Regions from separate parts of the Mus musculus genome. Here region 2 is linked to region 1. A link is a loop called in an ENCODE intact Hi-C map of the cell type or tissue named here. Cell type or tissue: left cerebral cortex. All regions are shown on one strand. Each heading gives the region's core, and the rest is flanking DNA. Links, peaks and the distances in the headings are about the cores only. Region 1 has its middle 11 kb from the start of Elp6. Region 2 overlaps Smarcc1 (SWI/SNF related, matrix associated, actin dependent regulator of chromatin, subfamily c, member 1).

What was found. A loop is a pair of places that touch in the nucleus more often than their neighbours do. Peaks named below come from ENCODE experiments on the same cell type or tissue, not always from the same donor. Only the 100,000 strongest peaks of a DNase experiment are listed, where the experiment ranks them.
Region 2: a loop joins it to region 1, with 4 times the contacts of the local background. A loop is called at or near these places in 13 of 42 quality-filtered maps.

What each region holds. Positions count from the first base shown.
Region 1 is chr9:110,288,406-110,299,822 of GRCm38, reverse strand. No RefSeq gene overlaps it. Among named protein-coding and RNA genes, the nearest start is that of Elp6, 11 kb to the left of the region's middle. In left cerebral cortex, for the core only: CTCF peaks have their summits at 2,520 (motif pointing right) and 7,111 (motif pointing right); DNase peaks (open chromatin) are centred at 2,530, 5,790 and 6,431; H3K4me3 peaks cover 1,062 bases; H3K27ac peaks cover 2,229 bases.
Region 2 is chr9:110,163,832-110,175,248 of GRCm38, reverse strand. Smarcc1 (SWI/SNF related, matrix associated, actin dependent regulator of chromatin, subfamily c, member 1) reads right to left here. Exons shown (of 28, transcript NM_009211.2): 8 at 10,372-10,447; 9 at 7,519-7,644; 10 at 4,182-4,303; 11 at 1,244-1,368; 12 at 148-207. Among named protein-coding and RNA genes, the nearest start is that of Smarcc1, 38 kb to the right of the region's middle. In left cerebral cortex, for the core only: CTCF peaks have their summits at 3,882 and 4,083 (motif pointing right); a DNase peak (open chromatin) is centred at 4,114; H3K27ac peaks cover 293 bases.

The DNA.
Region 1 (11,417 bases), core at 2,215-10,214:
CACCCTGCCCTGCTCAATTTTTGTTTTTGAAACAGTCTCATTATGTAGTTCTGGTTAGGCCAAAACTTGTTATGTAAGCCAGGCCAGCCTTGTATTTGCCTGCTTCTTCACCTCTAGTGCAGTGATTAAATGAATTTGATTCTAGGCCTGGCACAATTTTGATGATGGTGGTGGTGGTCTGGGTGTGGGTGTGTGCCACCAAGTACATGTGGAGGTCACAGGACAACTTGACGATATCAGCTCTCTCCTACCTTTCCATGGGCTTGGGGATTAAACTGAGGTCACCAGACTTTCATAGTAAATATCTCTATCCAGGGAGCCATCTCTCTAGCTCCAGTGTTTTGCTTTTTGTATGTGAGCTGCTAGGGAGTCTCCCATATGCTGGGCAAGTACACCCCTAGTTATCCGTGTTTTCATTTGTGTATTTTGATTTACCCCTCATCCTTGCTAAACCCATTAATTCTTGTAGCTTTTAAAAGGCTCCATTGAATTTTCTGCGTAAATGACTATAGTGTCAGTGAGTAGAATAATTTTATGTCTTTCTTCCCCACCTATGTACCTTTTATTTATTTTCTTACTTAAGGACATGAGCTGGAAATGGTGAAAACATATACATTCTTGTCTTGTTTCTTTCCTTTTATTTTTATTTTTGGTTTTTTGAGACAGGGTTTCTCTGTCTAGCCCTGGCTGTCCTGGAACTCACTTTGTAGACCAGGCTGGCCTCGAACTCAGAAGTCCACCTGCCTCTGCCTCCGGAGTGCTGGGATTAAAGGCGTGTGCCACCACGCCCAGCTCTTGTCTTGTTTATTTCAAGTGAAAACTGTTAGTTTTTCATCATGAAATAAGATTATAGTTGCAGGCTCTTCATAGCTTCGATTTATTAGATTGAAAGAATTTCCTCCTAGTTCTGCCCCCTTAGTCTTTCTGGGCTTCTTTCCCTGGCTTTGGGGAGCATCTTCCTATACTGAACACTTGAGAGCCGCCCTCTGCAGACTCCAGGCTCTCTCTGTGTCCCAGTGTCTTCTCGGGTATGCTGTCCTAAGAACTCTAAGTGTCATCTGGGCAGTGGTAGTGCATGTCTTTAATCCCTGAACTCAGAAGGATCTCCAGCCTGGTCTGCAGAGCGAGTTCCCAGAGAGCCAGGGCTGCACAGAGAAACCCTGTCTTGAAAAAGAAAAAAAAATCACAACCACAAAACAAACAAACAAACAAACATCTTTGCTTCCCCAGCCCCTTAGCTACAATCTTTCCAACTCAGAGATGGTTCTGGGGGTTGAACAGGTAGCTCACCAACTAAGACACTTGCTGTTTCCCAAAGCCATAAACTCAGTTCGCAGCACTCACACCTGTGTGTGGTATCACCTCCACGGGATCTGGTGCTCTTTTCTGGCCTCTTCAAGTGTCTACACTCATGGCAGATACATTGGCATATGCAGACACATTAGAAAATGATAAATGGGCCTGGGTGGCATTGACACACACACACACACACACACACACACACACACACACACACACACCTTTAATCCCGGTACTCAGGAGGCAGATCTTTGTGAGTTTGAGACCAGCCTGGTCTACAGCGCAAGTTTCAGGACAGCTAGAGCTACACAAAGAGAAATGTTGTCTTGAAAAAAAAAAACAAACAACAAAATAGTAACAAGAACAAGAACAACAACAGTAATAATAAAGAGAACAAAAAAGTGATGATGATGATAGAGGCTAAAGACACGGCTCCAGGTATAAGAGCTGGATGCTCTTCCAGATGGCCTAGGACCAGCATTCACATTATGCCTAGGGGATCTGACACTCCTGGTGTCTCCTTTTCTGACCTCCACAGGCACAGGCACAGGCACACATGTGGTGTACATACTTAGATACAGGCAAAATACATACATACAATTAAATCTTCAAGAAACAAAATAGGCGCCGGGCGTGGTGGCACACGCCTTTAATCCCAGCACTTGGGAGGCAGCGGCAGGCGAATTTCTGAGTTCTAGGCCAGCCTGGTTTACAGAGTGAGTTCCAGGACAGCCAGGGTTACACAGAGAAACCCTGTCTCAAAAACAAAAAAAAAAAAAAGCAAAAAATAAAATAAAATAAGAAACAAAATAGGCAGATAGGCAGGAATGCCTTTAATCCTAGCATTGGAGAGGCAGCATCAGGAGGACCCCTGTGAGTCTCAGTCCATCCTGGTCTACATAGAATGACATACCAGCCACAGATACACAATGAGACCCTGTTCATGCTGAAAATAATGAGGAGGGGGAGGGGGAGGGGAGGGAGAGGTAAAGGAGCAGGACTACTAAAGCATCTAGTCCAGGCCTTGTCAACTTCAAAGCTTTTCCTCTCATGACTGTGCCCTTGAACTCACCTCTCTGACAAACACTTGGTATTGTCACGTTGTTTGCCTCCTGGGCACAGCATTTGCTTCTGCCATCTGTCTGGGATGGAGCTGAAGGTGAACTTATAAACCACAGCTGGCTAACAGAGCTGGAAGAAAGTTGGGCCATTTCTTACATGCCCACCAGAGGGCAGCAGACATTCGCTAATGCTGCCGGGTTAACAAATCCTGAGGCTTGATAGAACAGAGGTCATGTGCGGCTCCCAGGGACAACCACACAGCTCTCTTAGTTCGCCTCTTTTTAAATAAAGATGTCTGTGTGTCTGTGTGTTTGTCTGTGTGTGTGTCTGTCTTTGTCTGTGTGTGTGTCTTTGTCTGTGTGTGTGTCTTTGTCTGTGTGTGTTGCATGCATGCATGACCTTGTATCACATGTGTACCTGGTGTCTTCAGAGGCTAGAAGAATGGATTGGATCTCCTGAAGCTGGAGTTACAAATGGCTGTGAGCTGCCATGTGGGTGCCAGGAAAAGAACCCAGGGTCTTCTGGAAGAGTAGTCAGTTCTCTTAACCCCTCAATGGTCTCTAGTCCCAAATTAAAAAAAAAAAAAAAAAGACTTATTTTTATTATTTTAAATGATGTGTGTGTGTATGTGTGTGTGTGTGTGTGTGTGGAGCATGTGGGTAGGTAAGTGTGCTGAATATAGGGGCCTTGGCTGTCAGAGGCACCGGATCCCCTGGGTCCCTGGAGCTGGAATTAGCGAGGAGAATAACCTGATTGACATGCGTGCTAGGCATGAAACTTGGCTTCTCTGGAAGAGCAGCTCTGGAAAAGTGCTCTTTACTGCTGAGCTGGCTCTCCAGCCCCAGAGGACAGGCAGGGTTTGTCTCTTTTTCTCATTAGTATATTGTTGGAGCTTGAATACCTGTAATACATAAACATGGTCCAGTGGTCCTGAGTTCAATTCCCAGAAACCACATGGTGGCTCACAACCATCTGTAATGGGATCCGATGCCCTCTTCTGGTGTGTCTAAAGGCAGTGATAGTATATACACACAAATAAAATGAAGAGATAAGTTTTTTTTTAAACCCATAAACATAATAATGAAGGAAGGAAACAAGGACCCATGGTCAGTTTTCTAAGGTCAGAGGAGAACAGACAGGAGAGAGAATTCCAGAGAATGGAGAAGAACAGTTTTGCCAGGCTTCCCCAAGTGATGGTTTAAGGGGAAAGAAATGTGGAAGGAAACTCTGGAGTGAGCTAGAAACAGGAAAGGCCTGGGCAGGGTCCTGTGCTCAAACTGGACACTACAGAGTTCTGGGGAAAGCTGGCAGGAAATCTCCCAGAACTGTGTACCTCACTGTGTACCCCATAGGACAGACGAGCATTATATTTTATTTTATTTTATTAATCTATTAATTATATAATTAATTTTATTTTTTGATTTTTTTGAGACAAGGTTTCTCTGTGTAGCTCTGGCTGTCCTGGAACTCACTCTTTAGACCAGGCTGGTCTTGAACTCAGAAATCTGCCTGCCTCTACCTCCCAAGTGCTGGGATTAAAGGCGTGCGCCACCACTGCTCAGCGAATTTTTTTTCTTAAATTTTTATTACCTTTTAGAGGGGTGGATGTTGTAGCAAATATTACTTGGTAAATACCCCACTTATATCATTTAGTTCCCAAATAAATGACATAAAAGCCTTTATATTTTATGATAAGCCTTAAAGCACTAGAGCTGGGCAGATACCAACCCTCTAAGCTATTTTGTTTGCTTTGCTGTCTTGATCCCTTAGATATTATTTGCCGTATGTTCCCTTTGGGCTGCTTCTGCTTCATCAGGCTAGCCCTTGTGGCTATTTGCTCACCATCCTCCCTACCCCATGTCAACCTCCTCCTTCTTCTTTTACATCCTCTCTCTGAGACCCCAAGGCTAGGAACCTTTGCTAAGCCCCCTCTCTTCTGCCCAGCCCAGGCTGTAGGCATCTTTATTAGTCAATCAGGGATAACTTTGAGGGCAAGGTTGGTATACTTGAGAATTTCCTTGTTCCTGACTGGGGCAACCAGATCTTGGGGTACAGAATTTATCATTTGAATACAAGCGGCACCAGACCAATCCCTTACAGGTTGGTGTGGATGTACCGTGGTACATGTGTGGAAGCCAGAGAACAAATTTTAGGAGTCCTCCATGTGGATCTCAGAGATCAAACTCCGGGAGTCAGATTTGGTGGCAAGCACCCTGACCCGCTGTCTTGTCAGGATTTTTATTGCTGTCTTGAAGAGCCACCATGACCATGACGACTCATAAAGGAAAGCAGCTAATAGCTCAGAGGTTTAGTTCACTGTCAACACTACAGAAAGCATGGTGGGACACAGACAGACATGGTACTGGAGAAGTAGCTTGGAGTTCTACACCTGGGTCCTCAGGCAGCAGGAAGCATGCCAATGGGGAAAACCTCAGAGCTCATCCCCAGTGACACTCGTCCTCCAGCAAGGCCACACCCACTCCGTCAAGGCCACACCCACTCCAACAAGGCCACACCTCCAATAATGACGCTCCCAAAGAGTTTATGGAGCCATTTTCAGTCAAACCACTACACCTGCTGAGCATCTCACTAGCCCAGGGCCTTGTTTGGTTTTTCTGTTTGTTTGGTTTTTAAGACAAGATTTTATTTATTTATTTTATTTTATTTTATTTTATTTTATTTTATTTTATTTTATTTTTTTGGTTTTTCGAGACAGGGTTTCTTTGTATAGCCCTGGCTGTCCTGGAACTCACTTTGTAGACCAGGCTGGCCTCGAACTCAGAAATCCGCCTGCCTCTGCCTCTCGAGTTCTGGGATTAAAGGCGTGCGCCACCACGCCCGGCCCAAGATAAGATTTCTTAAATTTTAAAAATTACATACACCTATTTACTGGGCGGGGAAGGCAAGTGTACCTCACAATTGGTGTAGAGGTCAGAAAGCAGCTTATCTTACAGGAGTCAGTTGTCTCCCTTTACGATGAGGGTCCTGGGGGATCCGACTCAGGTCGTCAAGCTTGGCAGCAGGCACCTTTATCCACTGAGCCATCTTGCCAGTTGAGACGGAGTTTCTAACAGGATCTTAGGCTTGCCAGTTACGGTAGGCTGGCTGAAGAGAACTCCACTGACCCATCTGTCTCTACTTTGCCAGCCCTGGGATCATGTGAACACTGGGGATCGAACTCAGGTCCGTTATGTCTGCAAAGCAAGCAAGCGCTAAGCTGTCTCTCCAGCCTTGGAATGGTTTCTCTACCTGTTTTTGTCACATGTGGGCGAGCGGCAGTGGCAGTTGTGCTGATTGCCTGCAATGAGGTACTGTCTGCTGCAGCCTGGGGGCTCATGGAACTCGTGCTGACGTGAGAGGCAGAACACACAGTCACTGCTGAGATGACAAGAGGCTCTGAGGTAGTGTGGATCAGAAACAAAGGCAGAGACTTGTGTGTCCTGCTGAAGAGGGGATGGGAGAAATGGAGTGGGTGTGTAGCTCTGACGGCCTTGAAGCCAACAGCGCGGGTGATCTACCTTACAGTAGAGGAGGTGGAATCGGAAGCCAGGAGGCACTGAATCCTGCCTGGTGGAGACAGTGAAATGTTCAGAAAACGACAGGATCCTGAGAAGCCCGTGGAAAGCTGAGAGTGGCGTTCATTAGTAGCCAGCAGAGGTCAGGGAGCAAAGGCACGTGAGTCTGAGACCTGGAGAGTAAGCCCTCCCACCCACTCATGCCCACGGGGAAGGTGGGAGGCAGGGAATCTTCACTGCGTTCGCTGAGAGAAAAGAGCCTTGCCTGTATCAGGAGGGTTGGTCTGTAATGTGTCCGTTAGCTCTGGGCTGCTGCTCTGCCCCATTCTGGCTAGAATGAAGATTAAGTACCCTCCTCTGACTCCTCCACACCACCCGCGGACAAAGCAGATCTTCCGTCTGGGCTGCCCTTTGGGGGGCTTTCTGGGGCCACAAGAAAGAAGAGTCATTATGTACAGTCTCAACTGCCACCTGGGTCCCTGAGAAGAAAGGGTGGCTTTGTGTAGACAGGGAAGTCAGGGTTGAGATGAGACCTTGAGAAAGAAGGCTATGAATGGGCTTTTCGGAAGCAGGGCTCAGAGGAGCTCGTGGCCACTGGCCCAGGCGCAGGGGAGGCAGGAGGGGCCGGCAGCTGCCAGAGCATTTCGAAGAACAGTGCTATCTAACATCAGATGCTTCTTAAGCCCTTCTGCGCTGTGAGCCTGCCACGGCTCTAAGCCCTGAAACTAAGCACGCCATCTGTAGAGGCCTCCTACGAGGAGTTCGGACATTTGGAGGCAGAAGCTGGTAAGGGAGTTGAAGGCTTTGGCTATCTTGATAAGAGGCCATGGTGACAATGTCTAGGGGCTTTTCTGACTCCTGTAATAGCTCTGTCAGAACATTGTCATCGTCTATTGACTTTTTGTCCTTGTCAAAGTCTAGGTGCTATTAAGCTGTGTCCAGATAGTACTTGGCCATATTGGCTTCCAGGCTTAGGAAATAGGTTCTGGTAAACGTATTTCTACTTCTGCTCTGTTGTCTCACCCAGGGCTTTAAGCCCAGAAACGTTTTTGAAACTTGAGCTACAAGAGTTGTGTTTCCTATAGCCTCAAAACGTTTCTACAAGTAATTCAACATCATATACTATCCACTCCACTCCCCATACTTTAAAAAAAGGATTTATGTATTTGTTATGCATACAACGTTCTGCCTGCATGTATGCCTACGGGTCAGAAGAGGGCACCAGATCTCATTACAGATGGTTGTGAGCCACCATGTGGATGCTGGGAATTGATTAAGGACCTCTGGAAGAGGTTCCATCCAACCTCATGACAAATAGAAAAGCCCGGTCTTGGAGTATAGCTCAGTTGGTAGACTGCTAGCTTAGCATGCAAGACTTCCTGGCAGCAAGTCCTAAAAACTGAACTTAGTGCTGGGCACATGTAATCCCAGCATGTGGGTGCTGAAGGCAGGAAGATCTTTTAGCAATGTAGTGAGTCTGGGGCCAAGTTATGCCAGATGAAGTCCTGTGGAAAGAAATAAAGACATCTATTTCCTTGAAATGGTCCTAAGGCAATGGTTCTCAACCTTCCTAATGCTGTCACCCTTGGTACATTTCCTCATGCTGTGGTGACCCTCAACCATAATATTATTCTGTTATTACTTCATATCTATAATTTTGCTATTATGAATCATAATGTCAATATCTGATATGCAAAGTTTCTGATATGTGACCCTGCCAAAGGGGCCAAGACTCAAGACCCACTGGCTGAGAACTGCTAACCTTAAGACATAAGGTCATAGAGCAAATAAATTATTATTATTATTATTATTATTATTATTATTATTATTATTAGTTTTGGTCTTTTGAGACAGGGCTTCTCTGTGTAGCCCTGGCTGTCCTGGAACTCACTCTGTAGACACCAGGCTGGCCTCAAACACAGAAATCCACCTGCCTCTGCCTCCCAAGTGTTGGGATTAAAGGCGTGTGCCACCACTGCCCAGCTAATTCAGGAAAATCTATTTAAATTTACTAAAATAAGCAAACCAATCAAAATTGTAGGTAGTTTGTCATTTAGTTTTAATGTTGGTAGACTTTTTTTTTTTTTGAGACAGAGTCTCACTGTGTTGCCCTGGCTAGCCTAGAAATTGCTAGGTAGACCAGTCTAGCTTTGAACTCACAAAGATCAGCCTACCTCTGCCTCCAGAGTGCTGGGGTTAAAGGTGTGTGCCCTCATGCCCACCAGTCTGTTTATTGAGATACGATCTGATATAGATCAGGAATGGCCTCAAATTCACTATATAGCAGATGGTGGCCTTTAAAATATCATCTAATTATATATATTTAAGATTTATTTATTTATTTATTTATTTATTTATTTATTATATGTAAGTACACTGTAGCTGTCTTCAGACACTCCAGAAAAGGGAGTCAGATCTCATTACAGATGGTTGTGAGCCACCATGTGGTTGCTGGGAATTGAACTCAGTACCTTGGAAGAGCAGTCAGTGCTCTTAACCACTGAGCCATCTCACCAGCCCCCCTAATTTTATATTTTAATAATTTTTCTTACTTATTTATCTATAGGGATGGTTGTGAGCATGCTCCTGCCAAGGGTGTGCATGTGGAGGAAAGAGAATAACTCTGGGAATTGGCTCTCTCTATCATTTGAAGATCAAAGGATAAGCGCAGGTGCCTTTTGTTTGAGACAGTCTCTCACTGGCCTGGAACTTCACCAGGCCATCAGACTGGCTGGCCAGTGGCCCCAGGAGCCACCTATTTCTACCTTGCTTCTTGCCATCACTGGGGTTACAAAGCATATTCCACCACACCTGACTTTTTGTGTATGTTCTGGTGACTCCACTTCGGACTGGTGTGGTAAAGAATACAGGGCTTAGCCTGGTACAATGACATACACCTTTAAACCCAGAGATAGAGGCTGGCAGATCTCTATGAGTTCAGGGTTGGCCTGGTCTACACAGTGAGTTCCAGTCCAGCCAGGGCTACATAGAGAGAGGACCTGTCCCAAACAAACAAACAAATGAAAAAAAATTGAATCAAGGGGGCTGGAGAGAAGGCTCAGCGGTTAAGAGCACTGACTGCTCTTCTGAAGGTCGTGAGTTCAAATCTCAGCAACCACATGGTGGCTAGCAACCATCCGTGATGAGATCTGACATTCTCTTCTGGTGTGTCTGAAGACAGCTACAGTGTACTTAGATATAATAATAAATAAATCTTTTTAAAAAATTGAATCAAGGTCCCCTGTCCTCCCAACTGCCATCCAAACACTGTCTTCCAGGGACCTCCAGGTTAAATGCTCTTAATGGCTGAACCATCTCTTCAACCTCAAGAAAGGTTTTAACATAGATTAAGAACAGGTATTGAAGCCAGACATGGCAGGTGATGCACACCTTTAACCCCAGCACTCGGGAGGCAGAGGTAGTCCGTGGATCTCTGTGAGTTAAAGGCCAGTTAGGCCTACAAAGAAAATTCTAGTACATCCAGGACTATACAGAGAAATCCTGTCTCAAAAAAAAAAAGAGAGAGAGAGAAAGAAAGAAAGAAAGAAAGAAAGAAAGAAAGAAAGAAAGGAAGGAAGAAGGAAGAGAGGGAGGGAGGGAGGAAGGAAGGAAAGGAAGGAAGGAAGGAAGGAAGGAAGGAAGGAAGGAAGGAAGGAAGGAAAAAAGAAAAGAAGCTGGGTATGGTGGCGCACACCTTTAATCCCAGCACTCGGGAGGCAGAGGCAGGCAGATTTCTAAGTTCAAGGCCAGCCTGGTCTACAAAGTGAGTTCCAGGACAGCCAGGACTACACAGAGAAAGCCTGTCTCGAAAAGTCCAAACAAACAAACAAACAAACAAAATAAATAAAAGAAAGAAAGAAAAGAAAAAAAGAAAAGGAAAGGAAAGAAAGAAAGTAAGAGAAAAAACAAAAAACAAATTTAAAAACAAACAAACAAAAAAAGAATGAGTGTTAATCTAGATATAAAAACAGAGTGTTTGTGCCAACAGGTCATAGAACAATCTTCATCTTTGTCTCACAACTTCACATTGACACCTCACTGAGAGATGATGAATGGACTCATGTCTCATGTCACACACACCCCCACACACTTTTCATTAATGGAGACTGAATCAAGGTTTCATCCATACAAAGAAAATGCCCTACAGTTGAGAGCTGAGCTATTCCTAACTTTTCCTTTAACTTTTTATTTGGAAAAGAATCTCAGTAAGTCGTCCAGGTAGGTCTTGAACCTGTGGTCCTCCTTCTCAGCCATCCAAGGAGCTTGGATTACAGACTGCACCATGGAGTGTGGCAACATTCTCTAAGTGCTTAGCGAAAAGCGCAGCAGAGATGACACGTGTGATTGTGTGATCGTTGAAGCTGTGTGGTAAAAGGCAGTCATCCCTGCTTCATGCTCACAGATGCATCAAGGTGGAGCCCTGATGGTTTGGAGAAAAGTCTGGCCTTGAATCTGCTCTGCTGGAGAGATCTCCTGTAAAGACCATGGGGAGTCAGTGAGAGATGCTGAGATACTGTCCCGATTGCCTGGCCCTGGTCTGTAATGTCAAAGGGAGGATCCCAGGACCATTTCTCGTGTGATCACCATCTCGGGGAGGTCCCCAGCTGAGATGCCCCACATAGGCCCCACAACTGGTCGTTGTGTTTGAGCCAACACGTCTGGGACTTGTGTCTTATGCAGCCATAGAAACTAAAGCGTTTTGTTTGCCTTGCCCCAAACTTCCAGCCACGGAGTCCCCTACCACCCCTGCAACCGCTTCTCTGCTGTATTTTCTTTGTAAGCATTTCTCATACTGACAACACTATACAGTCCAGGTTCATTGCTGAGTCCCCACTGTATACATTGTTTTGAACAGAATTTGTTAACTACAAGAAGAATCAACCCTAAGGTCTGGTCCGTGGTTAGAGCGAGGACACAAAGCATCATGGGATTTAATTTCCTGTGCATCTCCTTCCTTACTCCGTCCTTCCCTCCCTTTCTGTGCTAAGCATGTACTCTATCGCTGAGATGTACTTCATATTACTTTCTTAAAAAAACAAAGACAAAACAAACCAAAAAACTAAAGCAGAGCTGGAGAGATGGCTCAGCTGTTAAGAGCTCTGACTAATCTTCCAGAGGTCCTGAGTTCAATTCCCAGCAACCACATGGTGGCTCACAACCATCTGTATTGGGACCTGATACCCTCTTCTGGTGTGTCTGAAGATATGTACAGTGTAGTATACTCATATACATAAAATAAATAATTCTTTTAAAAAATGGGATCAGGGGCTGGTGAGATGGCTGAGTGGTTAAGAGCGCCAACTGCTCTTCCGAAGGTCCCGAGTTCAAATCCCAGCAACCACATAGTGGCTCACAACCATCCGTAACAAAATCTGATGCCTTCTTCTGGAGTGTCTGAAGACAGCTACAGTGTACTTCATATAATAAATAAATAAATAAATAAATCTTTTTAAAAAATGGGATCAGATACTCTCTTCTGGTGTGTCTGAAGACAGTGACAGTATACTCATACACATAAAAATAAAAAATTTAAAAGAAAAA
Region 2 (11,417 bases), core at 1,021-9,020, 120 kb after region 1:
GCATGACAGTACAGAAGGCAATTGGTTAATCTTGAAGAGCAGTAAACAAAGCAAATGAAAGAAACAGTCTGAAATACTGTGAAATAACACAGTATTTAAGGAGCTGACAGAGTCAGGAGAGAGAGCGTTTGTATCTGGGGTCTTTACCTAGATCTGCCACCGTGCCTCCTTTAACGGGTGTGTTTTCACTGTCCTTCTTTGGGTTTACTAGAAGGGAAAAAAGAAAACCAACAGAATCATGTATTAGAAGAAACAGTCACACTGATTTTAAGAGTACACTGTGAGGAGCTCAAGCGATGGCTACTCAGTAAAGGGCCAAGTGGATTAGAATAACTCCAATCAGAAGGGATGGGACACCCTCTTCTGGCTTCCTAAGGTCTGTGCAGCATACATACACATAGATATAAACTAAACAAAATTAAAAATGACAACAACACGATAGAACATGAGTAGAACACGGATGCGTATCGCAAGCCTCACCTTGAGTTAAACCTCAAGACATTAAACCACCTGCGCAATCTACAGTCAATCAACTAGCGATGTGACTCCATTCCACAAACGCAGAAAGGTCACTGGTCAACAGAGGGGGTGGGAGGGGGCAATGCAATGCTGTCTCTTCTACCAAATGTTTGTGTAGCAAACATCGGGGCGATCCGGTTTTCATGCATCACCGTGCTAGGTGAGCACTCTCCCACAAAACTCTTACTCCCAGCTCTCATTTTATTTCTAGTTTTCACAACAAGCATGAAGATCAGACTTCTTCACACATAGGATATTGCTATCTAAGACTCCTGAAGATCTGGATTACAGATTGACAAGACTACAAAAAGGACAATTTTAAATGTCTGTACCTGTTTGATTGGTGTGTCTTCTAAATAAAAAAGTCATATACATACACACAAACCACAACATGGCCCTTAAGTAAAATGAGGAAGTAAGAATTTTTAAAAACAGATAAAGAGAAAATCTATTCATATTGGAAAGTTAAGAACTATGTGTTATGGGTGTTGTGGTAGAAGCCTTTAATTCCAGCATTCAGGAGGTAGAGATGGACACGGCCAGATCTCCCTGTGAGTTCCAGACTAGTCTGCGTCTACATGTGAGTTTCAGGACAGCCGAAGCCACATGGGGAGATGCTATTTCAAAAAACTATAAGAAAACAACTGCATATTCAGAACATGACATCACTTGTTTTCATGGTGAAATGATAGCAAACACCAGGTTTGCTGAAAAGAATACCCACCATTCTTAGGGAGAACCACTTCCTCTATGTTAGGTACAGGTGTGGGGTCTTCCATGTCCTTGGTAAGATCTTCTTGCTCATCTTCTTCCTTCTGACTTCTACGTTTCCCATAAAGGCTAGCTTGTCTAATATATATGGGACAGAAAAAGATACTTTTAGTAAAATGTATCAAGTTCTATCTAAACTACTACTTATACTCAGAACCACTTTTAAAAACAAGAAATAATCAAGCAAATTAAATACTTGACTCAAGTAACATCCAATGAGCCTCAAACTCTAAGTGATTAGTACGTAAAATAGGACAGTCATCCTACTGTTCATATGAGGAGTCTCAATTAGTATAGTGAAAGAACTCCTGCTGAAGAAACACAGCATTCAAATAGCCTAGAAGCGATAAAAGGAAAAAGCGTTGTAGGATATGGACAACTATATTTTCTTGAGGTATCATTTGAGTGTTAAAAAGTCCTCATGTTCCTTATGAAAAATGCCACTGCTTTCTCTGGATAGTTATCATTTGTAAAACTAACAATATGGTTGAGAATTAAAATAAAGACAAGCCTGGTGATGGTGGCACACACCTTTAATCACAGCACTTGGGAGGCAGAGGCAGGCAGATTTCTGAGTTCGAGGCCAGCCTGGTCTACAAAGTGAGTTCCAGGACAGCCAGGGCCAGGGCTACACAGAGAAACCCTGTCTCAAAAAAAAAAAAAAAGGAAGGAAGGAAGGGGGGGAGAGGGAGGGAGAGAGAGAGAAAGACAAAAAGGACATACTGTATGATACAAACAAACAAACAAACAAACAAAACCACATTAGGGTGTGGTGGCATGTGACTCTAACTGAAGCACTCAGGATGGTGGGCAGAACTCTATATATGGACTATTAGCCACCTCAGGAATACAACAAGGTTGTTTTAACCAACACATAGATGCACAAATTAACAAAAGTACCAAGGAGAAGCCAGGCAGTTCTGGCACACACGTTTAATATCAGCACTCTGTAAACAGGAGCAGGAGAATCTCCGAGAGTTCAAGGCAAGCCTGATTTACCTAACCAACACTACAGGGCTACACAAACAGAGGGCTACAGAAACTCTGTCTCAAAAATAAAAAATAAAATAAATTAAGAAAAGAAAAGAAAAAAGAAAAGAGAATACATGGCAGGCAAAGAGAAGACCTTGGAGGCAGAGACGGAACAAAGGACGTGGAGGGGGCTGCTTACTGCCCTGCTCACTGGCACTCCTGTAACACCCAGGACCATCCAGTCTAGAGGTGGTGCCACATACAGGGAGTGGAGCCCTCCCATATCAGGCTTCTTCGTAGGGTAGGGAATTAATTAGGTTTAATTAATTAATTAATTTAGGTTTCTTCTTCTCAAATGAATCTAGCTTGTTTTCTCCAGAGACAGATAGATGTCTTTTGAGTGTGAGGCCTATCTGTCTACCTAGTGAGGTACAGGACTACATAGAGACCTGCCTAAAAAACAAAAACAAAACATAGGCTGGGCAGTGGTGGCACATGTCCTCAGTGAAACATAGGCACATCTGTGTGAGTATGAAGCCAGTTTGATCTATAGAGAAAGTTCCAGGATCTACACAGAGCCATCATCTCAAATTACTCCTCATACCTCCACCACAAAACAAACAAAAAGCCAAAACCAAAGCAAAATTTAAAAAAAAAGAGAGAGAGAGAGAGAGAAAGAAAGAAAAAAACAGTTATCAATAACCAATCAAACAAAAGTAGATCCACCTTTATTCTCAGCATTCAAGAGGCAGAGGCAGAGAGGCAGAGAGGCAGAAGCAGAGAGGCAGAGGCAGAGAGGCAGAGGCAGAGGCAGAGAGAGGCAGAGGCAGAGAGAGGCAGAGGCAGAGAGGCAGAGGCAGAGAGGCAGAGAGAGGCAGAGGCAGAGAGGCAGAGGCAGAGAGGCAGAGAGGCAGAGGCAGAGAGGCAGAGAGGGGCAGAGAGGCAGAGAGAGGCAGAGGCAGAGAGAGGCAGAGAGGCAGAGAGGCAGAGAGAGGCAGAGAGAGGCAGAGAGGCAGAGAGGCAGAGGCAGAGAGAGGCAGAGGCAGAGAGGCAGAGGCAGAGAGGCTGAGGCAGAGAGGCTGAGGCAGAGGCAGATGAATCTCTGAGTTTAGGGCTACAGTTCTAGGACAGCCAGGGATATATGAGAAACCCTGTCTTGAAAATGAAAACAAAATAAAACAAAACAAAAAACTATAAAAACAATAAACCAAATGTATATGTTAAAGTAGGGAAGTCTGAAATTATCAAATATCTATTTATAGTAATAGAATTCACCAAATATTACCCACACTGTAAGTATAAACTTTAGGCATTGTATAAAGCATTGAAGTTTCATTTTATATTATCAGTAATCTATTCAATTACAAATTCCAATTGTTACTACAAAATGGTCAGGCTTGTCAGAACATTCAATAGTTTAATAGTTCCAGGTTCTATCACTTCTGTGAGTAAGTTTAATCAGAAATGGGAGAGGTGGTCAGATCCAATAGAGACAATAACTGTGTGTCTTGGAATTGAGCTCAGGCTACACTAGAACATGTTTTCTAGAGTAGGCTAGACTCAAAACTGAAGCAGTACTGTCAACCCTGCCTCCTAAATGGCACCACACATGGTTCAGGACAGGACTCCTGAAACACCTTACTTCCCACCTTTTCAACATGTAAGTACAAGGGAAAGGCTGTATTCAAGGAATTCTTTTCTTTCTTTTCTTTCTTTTTTTTTTTTTTTTTTTTAAGATTTTATTTGTCTTACACATATCGTATGTATAAGTGCACTGTTGCTGTCTTTGGACACACCAGAAGAGGGCATCGGATCCCACTACAGATGGTTGTGAGCCACCATGTGGTTGCTAGGAAAATCCTAGGAAAGCTGTTCCAAGTTTCTCTCCTTGACTTCAGATCAAGCTACAAACATCTTACCCTTTCTTCCCGCTCTTCTTGCGGGACTCTGTGGCTGTGGGAGGAGGAGGAGAAGGGGAAGGTTTCCTCTTCCTAGAGTTGGCAGAGGCTTTTCTGTCTCTCCTTTCTGGACTTCTGACTGGCTAGGGAGAAGAAAATGAAAGTAAGTATCAGGCAAGCTTATCCACTCGTCAGTTTCTACAAACCCATGTCCAGGCTGACTTTCCATACACTGCCCAATCTCTGCATCAGAGCAAAGGAAGCCACAAAACAAGCACCAACTACCAGCATTCCTGACCATCTAGGTCAGCCAGGCTCAACCTGTAAGCCGCAATCCCTTTGCAGGGTTAACAACCCCTTCATGGGGTTGTTTCAAAAACAGATTAATTTTATATTACAATTCATAACAAAACAAGTAAAAAACACTAAATACCAGCAAAACAGCAGGAGTTAAGAAGTAGCACCAAATAGAATGTTATGGCTGGGGGCGTCACTACAACATGAGGAATTAGTTGTACTAAAGGGGGTGAGAACTACTGCCCTAGTGTCCAGCAACACAGCAGATCTGAAACGCTAATCCTAAGCCACACATCCTCAAAAGCACTCAAGGCACAGCTGGACCCTGAAAAAAACAATTTCTGTTCAACATTTGTGTTCTCAGATGGGAAAAGCATTTCAGTAACTACTAATATATGAAACATGCTACTGAAATTACAAGCTCAAATGATCCTGCCTAAAGTGGCATTTATAAAATCGCCCAACAGCTCCAGGAGAGGGGGTGTTAGCACCTTTAAACCTGGCACTTAGGAGGCCAGTCTGGTCTACAGAGTGAGTTCAAGGACAGCCAGGGATAAACAGAAAAACATTGTGTGGAAAAAAAAAACACAAATATATATATATATATATATATATATATATATATATATATATGTTATTTATTTATTTTGGTTTTTTGAGACAGGGTTTCTCTGTGTAGCTCTGGCTGTCCTGGAACTCACTCTGTAGACCAGGCTGACCTAGAACTCCGCCTGCCTCTGCCACCCGAGTGTTGGGATTAAACACCACATCCGGCTCCAATTATTTTTAAAAATTTTTTTTAAAGAATTAAAATTAGGGCTAGTGAGATGGCTCAGTGGGTAAGAGCACCTGACTGCTCTTCCAAAGGTCCAGAGTTCAAATCACAGCAACCACATGGTGGCTCACAACCATCCCTAACGAGATCTGACTCCCTCTTCTGGTGTGTCTGAAGACAGCTACAGTGTACTTACATATAATAAATAAATAAATATTAAAAAAAAATTTAAAATTAAAAAATAAATAAAATCTTGCAACATACAGTGTGACAAAGATGTTTTAGTATTAAGAGCACAGGTGTAGGGGGTTGATGAGATAGCTTAGCAGTTAGGAGCACTGACTGCTCTTCTGGAGGTCCTGAGTTCAAATCACAGCAACCACATGGTGGCTCACAACCACCCGTAAGGAGATCTGAAGACAGCTACAGTGTACTTACATATAATAAATAAATAAAATCTTAAAAAAAAAAAAAAAAGAGCACAAGTGTAAAAACATGAAATCTCTCTATTTTCAGTTAATGGTTTAACATCTATACATGCAGATACAAATATATACAAATATAAATGTCAAAGAAAACATAAAACAAAAAAGAACAAGGCAAGCTTGGGGAAATAGACCTGCATTCCCAGCACGGGAAGGCTTAGATTGGTATTGCCAGCCGGGCAGTGGTGACACATGCCTTTAATCCCAATACTTGGGAGCCAGAGGCAGGCGGATTTCTGAGTTCGAGGCCAGCCTGGTCTACAGAGTGAGTTCCAGGACAGCCAGGGCTACACAGAGAAACCCTGTCTCAAAAAACCAAAAAGATTGGTATTGCCAATTCAGGTCAGCCTGAGCTACAAATGAAGTTACAGAATACACTTATTTAAAACAGCAACAAAATCAAACAGAAAGGAAGTTTAAAAAGCAAAACAAAATTTAGCTGTCATAAATAAAAATGATCTTAGAATCACAGGTCTCTTCACTGGACTGCCATAAACCAAGTTACAAAAGGCTTTCTTCTTGGCCCAAATTCTTACTCTAGTGACGCATGTAGCCAAAAAGTTGTGGTTTGGGCTGGTGAGATGGCTCAGTGGGTAAGAGCACCTGACTGCTCTTCCGAAGGTCAGGAGTTCAAATCCCAGCAACCACATGGTGGCTCACAACCATCCGATCACGAGATCTGACTCCCTCTTCTGGAGTGTCTGAAGACAGCTACAGTGTACTTACATATAATAAATAAATAAATAAATCTAAAAAAAGAAAAAAAAAAAAGTTGTGGTTTTATTTGTAGAGACAGGGTCTCACTATGTAACTGCAGCTGGTCTGAAATTGCTATGCAGACCAGGCTGGCCTCAAAACCACACAGCCCTATCTGCCTGCCTCTGCCACCAGAGAGCTAGGATTCACGGCATGCACCACCACCAGGTCTAGCACAAATACTGCCTTTTATGGAATCACGAGTAAATAATCAGAACTTGAACTTCACTTAACCAAAAAATTTCAGGGTAGCATATAAAGTAATAAGTTTCACTGTGGTATCTTCTTACAAATAAGGACTTGTACTTAATAGGAATACAAACGTTAAATGCTAAATCCCCTATTGTCATAAAACACTGAAGCACTTTAATTCTCAAAATATTTTAAGACCAGTATTTTGTAACATTGTGTTTACAGTGAAGTTAAATAAACACACTGGTTTTTCTAAGAAAACCTGGTAGATAAGTTAAGCTATCGCATGGTATTATTTAAAAACATGAAAGTTATTACTGCTTTGATGGCTAAATTTTAAAATGCATTAAAAATTAAAACAAGGGGCTGGTACCCACATGGTAGCTGACAATTGTCTGTAACTCTAGTTCTAGGGGTTCTAGAACCCTCACATAGACATACATGTGGGCACAACACCAATGCACATAAAATAAAAATAGTTAAAAAACAAAAACAAAAACCAAGAGCTGGTGAGGCAGGACAGTGGTGAAGAGCACTGGCTGCTGCAGGGTTTGATTCCCAGCAGGCCTATTCTGGCATCCAGACACTACATGCTCACATGTACACACATGCTGTAACACCCAGATACATTAAGTAATTAATCTAAAAAGTTACCATGTATCTGCTGGAAAAGTCAGCTAAGATCTCCCTTCTCTCGGAAGATGCCAACAGATGGCTGCTAAGTCACTCAATAACTCATACATGGACATCTTAGGTGATGGCCCACAGTGTGTAAGTGTAGATTATCAAGAAAGAAAATACTTAGAAAGAGCAAAAGCAACCAGTGTTATAGAAATAGTGCCACGTGAAATACCTCTTCATTCTTTGTTGAAATTCGTTGACGAAAGCTCACTGGCTTTCTGTTCTCATCCACTTCATAATCCTCTTCATTCATCCATTCATTGAAAACGTCAGTGTCCAAAATCCATTTTACATGAACCTAGAACCGTATCAAATTGACACAATTATGATTCAGCATTAGACCATTTCCTCCTCTAAGTCACACCTAAAGGTACAGAGAGAGGGGTGGGGCTTGTTTGTAATGCAATGAAAGGGAAAAACTAGCAATTACACCTATAAAGCTTCCATCAACACTGAATATAAATTGTGATTGGGCAGGCAATAGATGGACTTGTTTCAGGCACGTTACCAGGGGAAACAAGAATCTACCCCCTTGGGCTGGTGAGATGGCTCAGTGGGTAAGAGCACCCGACTGCTCTTCCGAAGGTCCAGAGTTCAAATCCCAGCAACCACATGGTGGCTCACAACCATCTGTAAGGAGATCTGACGCCCTCTTCTGGAGTGTCTGAAGACAGCTACAGTGTACTTACATGTAATAAATAAATAAATCTTTAAAAAAAAAAAAAAAGAATCTACCCCCTCTTTGTAGGATAGCAACAACAAACCAATATGATCCCACCAAAGAGCAATTTATGGAACCAGTAAGTTTATTGGGTCTGCTTAAAGAGCATGGGTGTCCCCCAAAAAGCTTTACTACAAAGTCACTCCTACATAAGTATGACCTTCTATTTATTAATCTTGCAGTCTATATTCTCTCATGTGCAATTAGGGCAGAATTACAAACACAGAAAGCTAGAAGATTTGTTTTGGTTTTTTAATTATCTTTTTGTTTGTTTGTTTGTGTTACATAGTCTCACTATGTACCACTGACTGGTCTAGAACTCTGAATGCCAACCAGCTGCCTCAAACTCAAGAGATCCACCTGCCTCTGACTCAGGAGTGCCAAGGACTACAAGCGGACTACAAGTGCGCACTGAGGACTCTAAGGGAGCACCACTGCCTTGCCTTTGGGGAAAGATGAAAGATAACAGAGTGACAGAGGAAGCACAGAAGATCTGCAAGGTCATCTGCTAAGCTGTGTCTCCAATGGCACAGCACAGCTCATGTCTAAAAGCCTCTGTGAAGTGTGGGGAGAAACTGATGCTGACAACAATGGCAATAACCTGGAAAATAATGGTGAAGTCACAGGGACTGGGCACAGAACACTGTTACTGTAGGCGCTGGAAAGACAGGAGAATGTGGACTTCGGGGAACTAGCTCTAGTTACTATACATTTTAAAATACTGTTTTCTAAAATCACATTTGTTTTTGTTTTTTCAAGACAGAGTTTCTGTGTGTAGTCCTGACTATATTGCAACTTGTTCTGTAGCCCAGATTAGCCTCCAACTCAAGAGATCCACCTGATTCTGCCTCCCAAGTATGGGATTATAGGGGTGTGCCAAAGGTATGCATTACCACATCCAGGTCCTCAAGTTACAGTTTTTTCAAAAAATGAAGTTTGCTTTACTAATTAAAAGCTATGCTTTTAATTTCTTAAGAAACTAAAATTGCTGGGCAGTGGTGGCACCCGCCTTTAATCCTAGCACTTGGGAGACAGAGGCAGGCAGATTTCTGAGTTGGAGGCCAGCCTAGTCTACAGAGTGAGTTCAAGGACAGCCAGGGCTACACAGAGAAACCCTGTCTCAAAAAAACCAAACCAAACCAAACCAAACCAAACAAACAAACAAACAAAAAACTAAAATTAAGGGGGCTGGAGAGATGGCTCAGTGAATAAGAGCACTGATTATTCTTCCAAAGGCCCTGAGTTCAAATCTCAGCAACTACATGGTGGCTCACAATCATCCGTAATGAGATCTGAATGCCCTCTTCTGGCATGCAGATAGAGCACTCACATGAAAAATAAATCTTTTAAAAAACTGCTTTTGTTTCTGGGGGAAAGGCAGCAACAAACATCATTACTGTGAATGAGCAAACACCCATTTCACGGCAGCTCTGGAAAGACATTTCTTAGCAGTTGGTGGTGGTACTTTAATCCCAGAATTTAGGAGGCACAGGCAGGTGGATCTCTCTTAAATTCGAGGCCAGTCTGGTCTACAAATGGTGTTCCAGGACAGCCAGGGCTACACAGAGAAATCCTGAGTGAATAAAACAAAAGAAATAAAGCAAAGAATTTATCTTCTACTATAATCCCAGAGTGCGACATCTTTGTAATGGTGGCTCAGTCACAGTGGGAGGAACAGAGTTGAGAGAAGTTATGCATTCTCAAGACCTCTCCATAGAGGTTGAACTTGACCCCCTTTTCTCACACTCCGACTTGGCACTGGGTTCTTCTCAAGCACTGCACACATTAACTCCTAAGACCTTAATACAGTGTCGTCAGGGTCACAGATATGTTCTTGAGTTGAAGACATAAAAGGAGAACACCATTATATATCTTTAAAAAAAAATACAGTTGTGTCTGGGCATGGGCTTACTCTTGAATAAGGGACTGAGGCAGGATGACCATTACAAAATCAAGGGCAGCAGTGACTGCATAGGAATCTTAGGGACAACAAACATAAGCCAGAGTGACAACAGCTTTCCAAAACCAAATTAGTTTATTGTAGAGAATGACAGCTACTTATTTATTTATGTGTATTATTATGAGTATTTTACATACACGTTATGTCTATGCATCATATGTGTGCCTAGTCAACACGTTTCTACAACAGGGACTCTCTACATGGCTGTTGTCTTGGAACTGAGTATGTAGACCATGCTGGCCTTGAATTCAGAGATCTGCAGCTTCTGCCTCCTAGTGCTGGGGTTAAAGGTTTGCACCACTTTGCCTAGCCAAGAGTAACTTCTTTTTTTACATATCCATTACCTTCCAGGGCTTTTCTGGGATTGGTGCATCTTCAATTTCAGCATCAACATCATTACTGTGGACCCAAGTGTCATAGCTATAAAGCAATTAAACAAGTAAACAAATTAGAGCCAAGTCTCTTGATTAGATAGACTATTCAAGCACTAAGGATATATATTACAAATATTATTAAATTTTTTTAAAATAAATTATGGTCTAGAATCATGGATAAAAGAAGTTGCCACAAAAGCCTGACAGAGTTCACATCCTAGAACTCATGCACAAGTAGGAGACCTGACTTTTCCAAGTGTCCCTTGTCTCCGCTACACGTGCATGGCATGAGTGCACCCACCCTTACACACATTATACACACACACAGTAATAGTGCTTTAAAAACACACCTTTCTCTCATCACTGTCAATAAAACTGAATCAAGCCAAAAATTGCCTGAATTAGTTAAAAAGAATTCTAAATAGATGCTGCCCACTGCTCAAAAACTTAGCCTTCTTGTCATTACTACTACCAGGTATTTGTTTTCTGTCATACCCAGCCTTTAGCCCTTCAGTCTCCATTGCTAGCTTATAGGTTCAGCCACATTAACCATCAAAATTAATACAAACATTAAATATTAACAATATCTTTGATATTAAAGAATGAAGGAATACCTTTTAAGAAAATTCTTGGGGCTGTAGAATTGGCTCAGTGGTTAAGAATACTGACTACTCTTCCAGAGGACCTTAGTTGAATTCCCAGCAACTACATCGTGCCTCACAGCCATCTGTAATGGGATCCTCTACCCTCTTCAAGTGTGTCTGAAAACAGCTATAGTGTACTTACTCATCATATATATCAAGTAAATAAATAAATAAATAAAATGTTTTCACTAATATAAAAGAAAAATTCTCCTCTTGGTGGTCAGGTTTTCAAAGTCATACTACATTTTTTAAGTCTTACATCTGTACTGTAAGTGAATCTGAATCCCACAGGCAGCTCTACATCCCCTCGGCTCTATGTAGTAACTGTTCCAAACCAAGCACACTCCAAGTTCCAAGTGTGCCTTCAAAGTA